Linked DNA regions of Homo sapiens: region 1 is linked to region 2. Evidence: chromatin contacts called from ENCODE Hi-C or POLR2A ChIA-PET data. All regions are on one chromosome and are shown on one strand. The core of a region is the stretch at or near the end of the contact, and the rest is flanking DNA. Distances in the headings are between cores, read along the strand shown. Region 1 holds the start of MAPKAPK3 (MAPK activated protein kinase 3). Region 2 overlaps CACNA2D2 (calcium voltage-gated channel auxiliary subunit alpha2delta 2).

What was found. A loop is a pair of places that touch in the nucleus more often than their neighbours do. ChIA-PET counts read pairs that join two places held with the same protein, here RNA polymerase II (POLR2A). Pooled maps may share reads with other maps.
Region 1: a map of naive thymus-derived CD4-positive, alpha-beta T cell shows a loop between it and region 2 (4-fold over the local background). The contact joins the promoter of MAPKAPK3 here to the enhancer-like site in region 2. A Hi-C loop is called at or near these places in 1 of 168 maps with a recorded cell type or tissue (naive thymus-derived CD4-positive, alpha-beta T cell) and 7 of 50 pooled maps. POLR2A ChIA-PET finds 5 or more read pairs at or near these places in 2 of 52 experiments (both activated naive CD4-positive, alpha-beta T cell).

Annotation. Positions count from the first base shown.
Region 1 is chr3:50,615,327-50,620,709 of GRCh38, forward strand. It overlaps MAPKAPK3 (MAPK activated protein kinase 3), which reads left to right and starts at 1,825. Exons shown (of 11, transcript NM_001243925.2): 1 at 1,825-1,915; 2 at 2,188-2,458. The coding sequence starts at 2,240. RefSeq lists enhancers at 588-677, 1,545-2,498, 2,499-3,451 and silencers at 1,769-1,818, 1,829-1,878, 2,129-2,278.
Region 2 is chr3:50,446,155-50,451,648 of GRCh38, forward strand. All of the region lies in intron 2 of CACNA2D2 (calcium voltage-gated channel auxiliary subunit alpha2delta 2), which reads right to left. Among named protein-coding and RNA genes, the nearest start is that of CACNA2D2, 55 kb to the right of the region's middle. RefSeq lists an enhancer at 796-1,297. Within about 2 kb of position 4,122, at least 22 of the 41 ENCODE cell types and tissues checked have a DNase peak (open chromatin) inside an H3K27ac peak, as active enhancers do.

The sequences.
Region 1 (5,383 bases), core at 575-3,074, 170 kb after region 2:
ATGTGCATGTGTATCTGTGTGCATGTGTGTTATATGCATGTGTGTTTATACGTGTTATATGCATGTGTGTGCACATGTGTAAAGGTGTGACTGCATGTGTACATGTGTGAGAGTATGTTTGCACATGTGGCTGTGTGAGGAGCCAGAAAGGACTAGGAGAGGAGGCCATGGTTTGAGGATAAGAGCCCAGCCCTGAGGTTGTGCTTTGGAGTTGGAATGGGGGCTCTGTCATGACAGCTGCTGACCTCAGACAGGTCACTTAACCTCTCTGGGCTTTTCTGTCCTGTGTGTCTGTAGTGTGGGGCAGAAGGGATAGTGTGACCTCCTCTAGGCTCTGTAAGGTCAGGGGGTTGCAGGGAGAGCACATTCCCAGCATCTGGTCTGCAAGAAGTGTTCACTATGGCCAGCTGAGGCTATTGTCTGGAGCCTCCTGCTTCACTGAACACTGCTAGCTTGAAGGTTGCCTGAAAGAAATAGGGGCAGAGCCCCAACCCCATCTCCACTCAACATCTGCACACAGTGGGTACCCACTAATAAGTTGTAGCACCCTTTCAGTCACTCATTCACTCATTCATTGACAGAAGATCATCTTTCCAAGAGCTACTTCTCTGATGAGCCTGCACATGCAGCCCAGGGGTCCGTGAGTGTGCGTGTGTTAACCAGAGGGGCTGAGGGGGAGGCGCTCACTGGGCCTAAATTCCGGAGCCAAGAGTAGGATGGCTGGAAGACGCCTCTGAGTGGAACCGAGGTCCTGGTACCTGCAGTCCTGTAGATGGCCTGTAGATGACAGCAGAGGCCCATGCAGAGCCCCTGCGCTGAGCCGCACCTTCCCAGTTCCAAGTGAGCCAGCTCGCTCAGGTCCCTCAGCTTCCGGATTGGGGGAGTGATGTGATGTGCGCAAGTAGTTCAGATCTGTCCCAGAAGACAGCCACAGCCACCCTCCCTATGGCTCTAGACAAGTTGTTTTCTCCCCAGGGGTCCCAGTTTCCTCATCTGTGAAATGAGAGTTGCTTAACAGCCGGTGTTGGGAAAACTGGCTCAAAATACGTAAGGTAGTCTAAGATGGGCTTAACAGAGACTTATATGTGCAAGGCAAAACTAGAAAGCTAATGGAGAATATCTGTCACTCGGATGGGAGACAGAGACTTTTTAAACACGACGCCAAAAGCCCAAACCATAAGGTGAAATGTTGGCGGATCTGATCAAATGGCAACTCGGGATTTCTGGTCCCCAGGATGCTGTATATACCAAAGGGAAGCAGCGAGTCAAGGGCATAAGCGGGAGCTGCAAAAAGGGGGCAGTCGCCAGTGCTGGAGACTCCCAGAGCCACCAGAGACTAAAGAGTGGCGAATTCAACAACGACAAGATGCCACCTCCCTCGGCATGTTTAAAAAGTTGAGTACGCTGAGGGTTGGCCAACACTAGGCAAGTCGGAAGCCTAGCAAGCCATACTGGAGGGCCACCTGGCAGCGTGCAGAGCAAACACCCGACTCAAGGAGAGCTTTCAAGAGAAATAAGACGTCCTGCGCTGTCACGTTCTAGGTTGCGAGTAAAACCCGGGACCCGCACAGTAGCGGACTGCCAGTACAGGGGCCTCCCTGGGTGTCCCTGGAAACCGAGGAAGTAACCGCCCCCTCGGGAAGCCACGCCTCCTATTTTGTTCCGGCTCGGGGGCGGGACCCAGCCGGGGCCCGCCTGGCCCTTTAAGGCTGACCTAGCGGGGCCCCAAGTTGGGATGACGCGCAGGGAGCGGGGGGTGGAGTGGGGGAGTGGGGGAGGGGGGGGTGGGGAGGGGGGGGAGGTCACGTGGGCGCCGGCAGCGCGACTCTCGGCCCTGGGATTTCTGCGGCCGCCAGCTCCCGCGACCGCCTCTCCTGCCCCTCGCCGGTACCTCAGCAAGGTGCGTTGCCGCCAGGTACGCCCTCGCTGGGCCCCCTCTGCGGCCTCCTCCGGGGACCTCGCGGCCATTAGGCGCCCGGCCCCTTCCCTTCTTGACACGTGCCCGGGCGGTGCTCGCTTGTACCCCGCCGCGCGACCACCGCCCCTTGCTGCACGTCTGTACTCTCAGGCCGTTCGTCCCGCACTCCCAGCTTGCCCCGGGCTCGCAGCCCAGCCCAGTTCAGAGGCTCCAAGGCTGGGGTGTGTTGGAAAAGTCTGGGCGGGACTCACTCTTCCCCTTTCCCCCAGGTGCCACTAGAAGCGCCAGGCTGGGGCCGCCTCTGAGCGCCCCGCGGGGGCCATGGATGGTGAAACAGCAGAGGAGCAGGGGGGCCCTGTGCCCCCGCCAGTTGCACCCGGCGGACCCGGCTTGGGCGGTGCTCCGGGGGGGCGGCGGGAGCCCAAGAAGTACGCAGTGACCGACGACTACCAGTTGTCCAAGCAGGTGCTGGGCCTGGGTGTGAACGGCAAAGTGCTGGAGTGCTTCCATCGGCGCACTGGACAGAAGTGTGCCCTGAAGGTCAGTGAGCCCTCACTGAGGCCTGGGGTATCCTGGAGGGTCCACAGCGGAAGCCTGTGAGTGAAGCTATGTCTAGCGCCCCTGCTAAGCTTCCTATGCTCAGCAACATGTTTCATCGTCATACTGTCCTGTAAGGTCAGGCTTGTGGTCCTCCCTACTTCACAGATGGGGAAACTGAGGCGTAGCCTAGCTAAGCTTTGAGTGTCCCAGTGAGCAAGGGGTGGAGTCACTATGGCTAGAGATGCTGTATCCGGAAGCAGGGAAGGGGTGACTCCTGACTCTGGGATTCTGGCTGGACCCATGTGTTCAGGCCCAAAGGGGATCTCTTGTTCAGCTTGGCTGCCCCTTCCATGTGAAGCTCCTCTGACTGGAATGGATCTGTTTCCCTTTGCTGGAAGCTGAGACCCCACCAAGGCTTGGGTGGGACTGCTTCTTCCCTGTGGCCCCTGCCTGTCTGGGCTGGAGTGGTGTGAGCCTCCCAGGGCTGGCCAGAGGACAAGGCTGATGCCCACTGCACCTGTGGAGCCTCAGGAGGCTGCTGATAGACTCCTGACGAGTCGCTGGTCCCGTGTTGAAAGGGACAGGCCCTGGGCCAACCCACCCCTGGTTCCTGGGCAGAGGGCGGGCCAGCCATCTAGCCACCTCAGACTATAGGCTCCCTGGAGACCTGGCATGCTGATATAGGTGGCATGGTGGGGGTCAGGGGGATGCTGGGGGCGGGTACCTGGTTCCAGCTTAAGGCATACAGTTCTGGGCCTAGGGCCACACCCCATACCCAGAATCCCTTGAATCTGTCATCTCTGGGGTCTTTACTCATTTGTAGCTTGTGCCAATGGATGGGTAGAGCATGGCAGGGATAGTGGCTCCTGGAGGCTAGAAGTACAGCAAAGGCCCTTCTCATTTTACAAAAGATTTTTTTTTTTTGAGGCAGAGTCTCACTCTGTCGCCAGGCTGGAGTGCAGTGGCACAATCTCAGCTCACTGCAACCTCCACCTCCCAGGTTCAAGCGATTTTACTGCCTCAGCCTCCTGAGTAGCTGGGACTACAGGCGTGCGCCACCACGCCCAGCTAATTTTTTGTATTTTTAGTAGAGACAGGGTTTCACCATGTTGGCCAGGATGGTCTCGATCTCTTGACCTCGTGATCTGCCTGCCTTGGCCTCCCAAAGTGCTGGGATTACAGGCGTGAGCCACCGTGCCCGGCCTTTACACAAGTTTTAATTATGAGTCCAAGTGCAGAGTCCTCTAGATATGGCTAATAGCTATCCTGTGTTTGCCAGTTTCATGACCTTGGATGATATCCTAGACTCTGGAAGCCAGGTTTCTGCATCTATTCATGGGGAAAGATAAGGAGTTGTTGTGAACATGAAATGAGATTATACATTTAAAGCACTTGGTACAGGACCTGATACAGGTCTGGAGAGGTTACAGGACTTATTTAAGGCACAAGGTCTTAAAGCATCTGAGCAGGGAGCTGGACCCAGCTCTCTGTGTCTTTCCCAGGACCACTAGGGCCAACAGAGGAGGTTGTCTCCCCGGAGTACCTTGGAGGGGAACATGCGGGTGGGTCTAGGAGAGGATCAGGGTTGGGCTGGTGGGGCTGGGCCCCAGGTATAGCTTCTTTGCCCACTAACCCAGCAGTCGAATGGGGTCGGGGAGCTTTTCAGAGTATCAGGAATGGGATTCTCTGAGTCTTTTAGGGAAAAAGTGGCTCTTCTGAGGGCAGACGGGGGTAAGAGGATGAGGAATGAGAGTTTTCATCCCCCTCTGGGCACTATTTAACCTTCCACCTGTGCTAGGATTGAGGGCAGGCTGGGTGGGTGAGGGATTGAGGCCAGAGACCCACTTCTTAATACCAAGGCTTTGACCCTGTGGGCCAAGACTGAGCTCTGACCAGCCCCTGTGGTGTCCAGATGCTGTGGGTGAGTCAGGGATGGGGTGGGAGACCAGAATTTGTAGGCCCACACAGTGCCAGCTTTAAGTAAGACTGGACTTAACCCCTTCCCCATAGATGCTATGTCTGATGAGTGACTTGGGGTAACTTCTGACTGCAAGAACTTCCACAGCACCTCATCAGTGCTCTCCTTGTTCTGGACTGGGAATTGGGTCAGGCCTGGAGTGGATTTCCCTCTGTACCCCTTTATGGGTGAGCATGGCTAAGGCTACTAGCTTGGGACCTTCAGGATCTGGCCCTAAATTGGCCCTCAAAGGGGACATGGATTAGATGTGGCTCCCACTCCAGGACCTTCCTGTTCTTAGTATCACTAGTGACCAAGCCTAGAAGTCCTTACCCAGCTAAGCAGGCATTTACTATCTCCCAATATTGGGCTAAGCACAACCTCTGGTACAGTTATTTTACCTGTCTTGTGAGTGGTAGCTGTGGCCACGAGGAGGAAGGTGACATCTCCCCACTTATAGCTTCTGCCCATTGCCCAGGAAGACCAGGACCTGGGGACCTCAGTACATGGGCAGGCCTGGGCCCAGGGAGCTTAGCCAGCTCATGATGGATCACAGTCCTCTCCTTGCATCTGCCTAGCCCTCTCCCCGCAGTTGCCCCAGCTCAGCCTAGGCAACAGTCGTGGGCTCTGTGTCTTTCTGCCTCCCTGGTGATGTACTCCAGGTTAACCAGGGTGGCCTGTCCTCATCTTATAACTTGACCTTGTTCAGGCCATCTCTGCCCATTTGTCTCATGCTCATCCTCTTGGCTCTGTTGCCCAAGATGGAAGATAGTGCTTAACAGGAAGCCTGAAACTCAGCAAACACTCATAAAACAGGAAGAGCTGTGGCCACTGTCCTTGTAACTGTTGCTATTCTGTGGAGGCCCTAGAGGAGCAGGTCCCTCCCTCCCAGGGAGCTGGGCCTCTTCCGCTTTCCCTTAGCCCCTGACCACCTGCTTGGTTCATCTTGGCCTCAGTCATACTCAGTG
Region 2 (5,494 bases), core at 2,872-5,371:
ACATGCTGTGCCTGGGCCCTGACTCCAGGTGTGCCACCTCCTTGTTGCCAGGTTTGGGGGCTGTGGGGTTGGGTGACAATTATTACGGGATTAGCTGCCATTACTGGCGGGGCCAAAGTGAGCCTCCACACCGGCCATCCATTTCATCAAATTCTCACCAGCCCCAGTTGTCCTTATTTTACAGATGTCCTTATTTTACAGATGAGGCAACTGAGGCACAGAGAGTAACTGGCAGAGCTGGAATTCAATGACTACATGGACTTACCACATGCATGAACACAGACCCTGTTTCGGACTCTGCCTCCATCTCCCCAGCAGCTGTCTCCAGCCTGTGGGATCCTGTAACTCCTCTTCAGGCCCAACCCTGCCCCTGACCCCTCCTTTGGGAAGCCACTCTGACTGCCCCCTTGGCCATGTCCATTGGGCCACCTGCACCAGGGCTATGAAAGTCAGCGGGGTCAGCTGAGTCTCGGGTTCACAAACCCCATCCTGTTTTGAACATCCATCAAGAGCTTTTTCTCAGACAGTTGGGTGAACCCTCCCAGGAAGCCAGTCCCTTCAGGATAACAAGCCCCTAATTCATTTGCCTGGTGCTGTCTACCAGACCCCGAGGGCTCATTCGCCCAACCTGTGCCCAGAGGGATTGCAGGGGGAGGGAGAGCCAAGGACAGTTCTGAGCTGGCCCAGAGGGTAGGTAGACTTCAAGGAGGTGCTTCGACTTGTAGGAAACCATCTTCGTTTGTAAGGTTGGAAGTCTAGGACCCTAGGCTACAGGTGCATAAACTGAGGCCCAAGTCAGCAGGGTAAGCAGCAGCAAAGAGCCAGGATGACCCAGGCTCCAGCTTCTCACCTTCTTCCGTGCTAGGAAGGTCAGAGAAGACATTCCAGGGAAAGGTGTAGCTGGATGGGCCAAAACAGATTGTGTACCTTCCCGGCAGAGGAGCAGCATGCAAAGGTGAAGAAGAAGGAAGGCTGGTGAGGAGAGCTTCCGGGGGAGGGGATCCACTAGCAGGCAGGGGCAGCTCTGAACCCGACCCTCACCGGGAACTCACTGCCTGTGTGAATTCTGAGAAACTGTAAGGTCGTCTGGAGGCTACAGGCTGGAGGCCTGGATCCCCACATGCAGTGTGACCTTGTCTCCCCCACCGCCCCCTTCTCGTGGTCAGGTGCCCATGGGGTCTTGGAGGCGATGGTGCCCTGGGCTTCCACATCGTCTGTCGGCAACCTCCAGCAGGAAGGAGGGAGGCCTGCACTTCTAGCTCTGTCAAGGGCTCCCTGAGCAAGGAGGCGGTGAGGGCAATGACGCCAGGAGGACAAGAGCGGAACAAATTGCCCTGATTATGTAAGGCAGCTCTACTTCCTCCTTAGGAGGGAGAGAACTGGGAGCTAGGTTCCCCCCTGCCCCATGTCCCTCCCATACCACTGGGCCTGCTAGGAGACCCCTCAACAGAGGCTCACTCAGTCCGCCCCTGGGGCCTGCAGGGCGTGACTGGGGCAAGTGGCCTGAGTTGGTCCTGCTCAGTCACTGCTCCTCCAGTGTCTTTGAGCATACATGAGCCCCTCCAGGTTTCCTGCCTGCACCCTGAGCTGGCAGCCTCCCTGCCTGCTTGCCCAGAACTCCACACCCCAGGCCTCTCCCTGCCCCAGTCACCACAGAGCCTGGGGAACTCTGACCTCTTCCAGAATCCAACCAAGGTCACATCCAGAATGCCACACCCTGACTGGATCAGGGCTCAGGTACGCTCTTCTAAGTGCCCCACAGAGGTCTAAGCAGGGAGCCCTCCTTTTTAGGCCCCAGAACAGGCTAAGAGTCAGACCAGCCATATCCTCAACCTGGCCTCTGGACTACCCGTCCCCTCCATGAACAAAACCTAGCCTCCCCCAGGGCCTTGAGCCCTCTGAGTTGCTATCACTTCCCCCTACCCTAGGGCCCTTAGGGAATGCTGGAGATGCCCTAGGCTGAAGCTCCTAGGTGGCAACCATGTGGCTCCTCCCTGGCACAGGGCAGGCATTCCCTGGACAGGCCCCTTTACCAGTTAGGCCTGGGTATGTTCTGCTCTGCAGGGTTGCCCTGCAAAGGAGGCTGGGAAACCCTCTCCCATATAGTATTACGCTTTGTGGAGTCATCAACGTGACTGGAAGCTCTGGCTATCAAGCTCTTTGAGTTTACAATGCTGGGAGGTTTAGGGTTCCTAAACTGCAAATTTATCTCCTGCCATAAACCCAGATGATGCAGAAGCCAGTGTGTGCCTGAGTGTATCTGTACATGTATGTAGGAATGTTCACTGGTGAGCACATAGGAAGCGTGATGGTGCTTCCATGGGCACCTCAGGCCCAAGCACATGACCCAGTGTATGTCTCCAGGTACTCACATATCCTGGTGCCTGTGTGTCGATGCACATATGTATCCTGGTGTGTATATGCCCAGGTTTATGGCGCATGTTGGGGGAAGGCTCGCAATGAACAAAGTAAGGTGCATGTGTTCCTGAGCTCAGCCCTGAGCTCCTGTGCTCAAGTACAGCACACAGTAGGTCTCAGGGAACATCTGTGTGTGTGCACAGGCCCAGGGTACCCTCAAGCAGACCAGTCCCTGCCCTTCTGCCCACCATTTCAGAGGGACTAGAGCCCTGCACTGGTCACATCCCTAGAGCCAGGCCACCCACACTGTGCTGGTGCCCGCTTCTAGCCACTACCCCCACAGACCCTGAGAACACCCCATTGATGGCGCAGGCTGCAACAGAGACAGTCTGAGGCACAGATTCCCTCCTGCATGTGGGGGAGAGCCGCAGCGAAGCCCTCAGGCAAGGGATCCTTCCTGCCCACCCCCATCCCACAGACAAGAGGATCTGGAAACATCACGAAAACGACTGATCTTCCTGCTGATGGTGGGCGAGAAAAAATTATCTTTCTCTGAACACTAAAAATAAAGCCCAGTTTCCTAAAAGCAGGGCCCTTCTTAGCCAGTGGCTTAGAGAGGCTTCATCACTGAACTCCTAAGGTAGATTCGTTGAAGCCAAGAGAGGAACAAACCCTCGGCTGCCTCATTGAGGGGCTCAGCCTCGGAGCAAGATGGCAGCCCCCCACCCCTGTGATCCAACCCTGGACCTAGGACCTCACCATGAGCCCTGATGATGCTATCAGAGGTGGGCAGGAAGAGGGTAGCAGGAATTGGGTCCATATGCTGCTCGTGCCCAGCTAATGGGCTGACAAATTAGCAGGTCTCCCCTCTAGGAGGTGATGCATGAGCAGTCGCCCAGGAGAGCTGGGGGATGGGCCACCCTCCATAGCACTCCTTAGGCTCAACCCTGATGCCACCTCCATGGCTGCGCAGCCCTGCTGAGATTCCTCAGGGGTAGTGGTTGGGACTAGGGGGTGACTGTGGATTTTAGGCATGGGGAAGGCAGAAAGGGCATAAAAGGGCAGACCCAGCCTCAGAAGCCATACAAAAACAAGCCCAGCCAAGAAGGCCCAAATCAAGGCCAGGGATGAAAATAGTGTCAGCCTGAAAGGACACCATTAAGAAGGGTCTTAAAGCGTGGCCCTGTGATGCCTCCGCCACACCACACTCAGAATGACCTTGAGGCCATGAAGAGAGGGTGGCCTGGGGCGGGGGGAGCCTGTACTCCCAGGACTGCCCACCACACTCCCCATCAGAGACACAGGCATTCAGCCCGGGCCCTAGGGACTGAGTAGGTGGGAGAGAGACCTAGGGCTGGGTTCTGGGGCTTCACCCATGAAGTGGAGCTGCTTCTCCCACACAATGACAGGACTGTCACCACCCAAGCTCACAAGGGCTGTGGAGGGGACATAGTGGGAGGTGAGGCTCCATGTGAGGAGGGGTCCATGGAGCCTGACTCAAAGCAAACTGCAGCCTCCAGAGTTTGTGAGCCCCAAGCCACAGAAGGGGGCAAGCTAAAGGTGGCCCCCAGGTCTCAACCAGTCCTCTCAGTGGAGACTTAGGCCAACCTGAAAGCCCAATATTCTTGATTTGCCCCCAAAATCACTATACAGCCCCACCTTCCATGCACACAGGACATCTAAAATGGGGCAGGATTCACACATTCTTTTGACAGCGGATCGGCCTGGCTCCCTTTGAGGGCCCTCGGGTCAGGTGAGGCAGTCCCTGACCCAGTTCCTGTGTGGGCTTCCTGTGCAAATGGGCCCCAAGCCCCACCTACCCCCGCACCGCCTCCCCTACCCTGCCCCCGCCCCGTGTAAACAGAACCCGCCACTCTCTCCCAGGAGCTGCTAATTCCTCGCCAGAACTGCTCGGACGTGAAATTGGAGTGAGACAATGTGTGTTTAAGGAAATGAATCTCGAATCTTAAGAGGCTCTGGAGCCCGCCCTGCACCCCCATCACCCTGCTCTCGCCCACCAGAGCCAGGAAAGGAGCACTTGGCATCAGAGAAGAGAAAGGCGGAGGTGACATTCAGCGCCAAATTAGCAGCCGCCACAGCCAAATATTGTACTTGCCTCCAATCTTCTTTTATTTTTCCAAAGAAAAGGCTTTTACAGAGTGAAAGAGGCTGTTGGAACACTGAGGCTGATGATCGTTTGTAAAAGGCAGGCCTGCTGCGCGCATGCCTGACTCAGAGCCTTCCCTTCCCATCGGCAGGCCTCCCCTCCCTGCCCACAGTCACATCCGCAAGACGCCCGCCGACGTCACACCCCACCGCACCAGCCACACTGGCCGATGTCACGGGTGTCCTTAGCCAACAAGACCCAGGGGCTCTGACCCTGTGCCAGTCCTGGACATGGGACCTGCCTCTGAGCTGTCTCCCCGCCTACATGGGGCCCTTGGAAATGAGGACTCATTTGTGGTGTGTACAAAACCACTGTGCCTACAGAGGCCTCAAAAGTGACCAGTCCATGACCTCTGTAGGGGCTCCTCATCCACCCCAATGGCCCTTAGTGCCCCCTCCATGGACAGCCACCCTGCCTCTGCCATCATCACTTTTATCCCTCCCACCAGGGGCTGTTTTTTTTTGAGACGGAGTTTCACTTTTGTTGCCCAGGCTGGAGTGCAATGGCGCGATCTCGGCTCATTGCAACCTCTGCCCCCTGGGTTCAAGCGATTCCCCTGCCTCAGCCTCCCGAGTACCTGGGATTACAGGTGTGCGCCACCATGCCCAGCTAATTTTTTGTATTTTTAGTAAAGATGGGTTTCACCATATTGGCCAGGCTGGTCTTGAACTCCTGACCTCAGGTGATCTGCCCACCTCGGCCTCCCAAAGTGCTGGGATTACAGGCATGAGTCAACACGCACGGCCCAGGGGCTGTTTTAAGGCCCCTCCCCAGGCTGCCTGACACTTTGTTGAACACTACCAGTCATCCTGAAGTTCAGGCCCCTGAACCCAGCCTACCTCCATCCACGCTAATTAACCCACTGAGCAGGCTGAGCAGATACCCTCTGCATGCCCCTCCACTATTTTCATCCCTGGCCCCTTGACCAAGTGCTTGGACAACTTCCATGGGTTTTATCGATGGTACAGA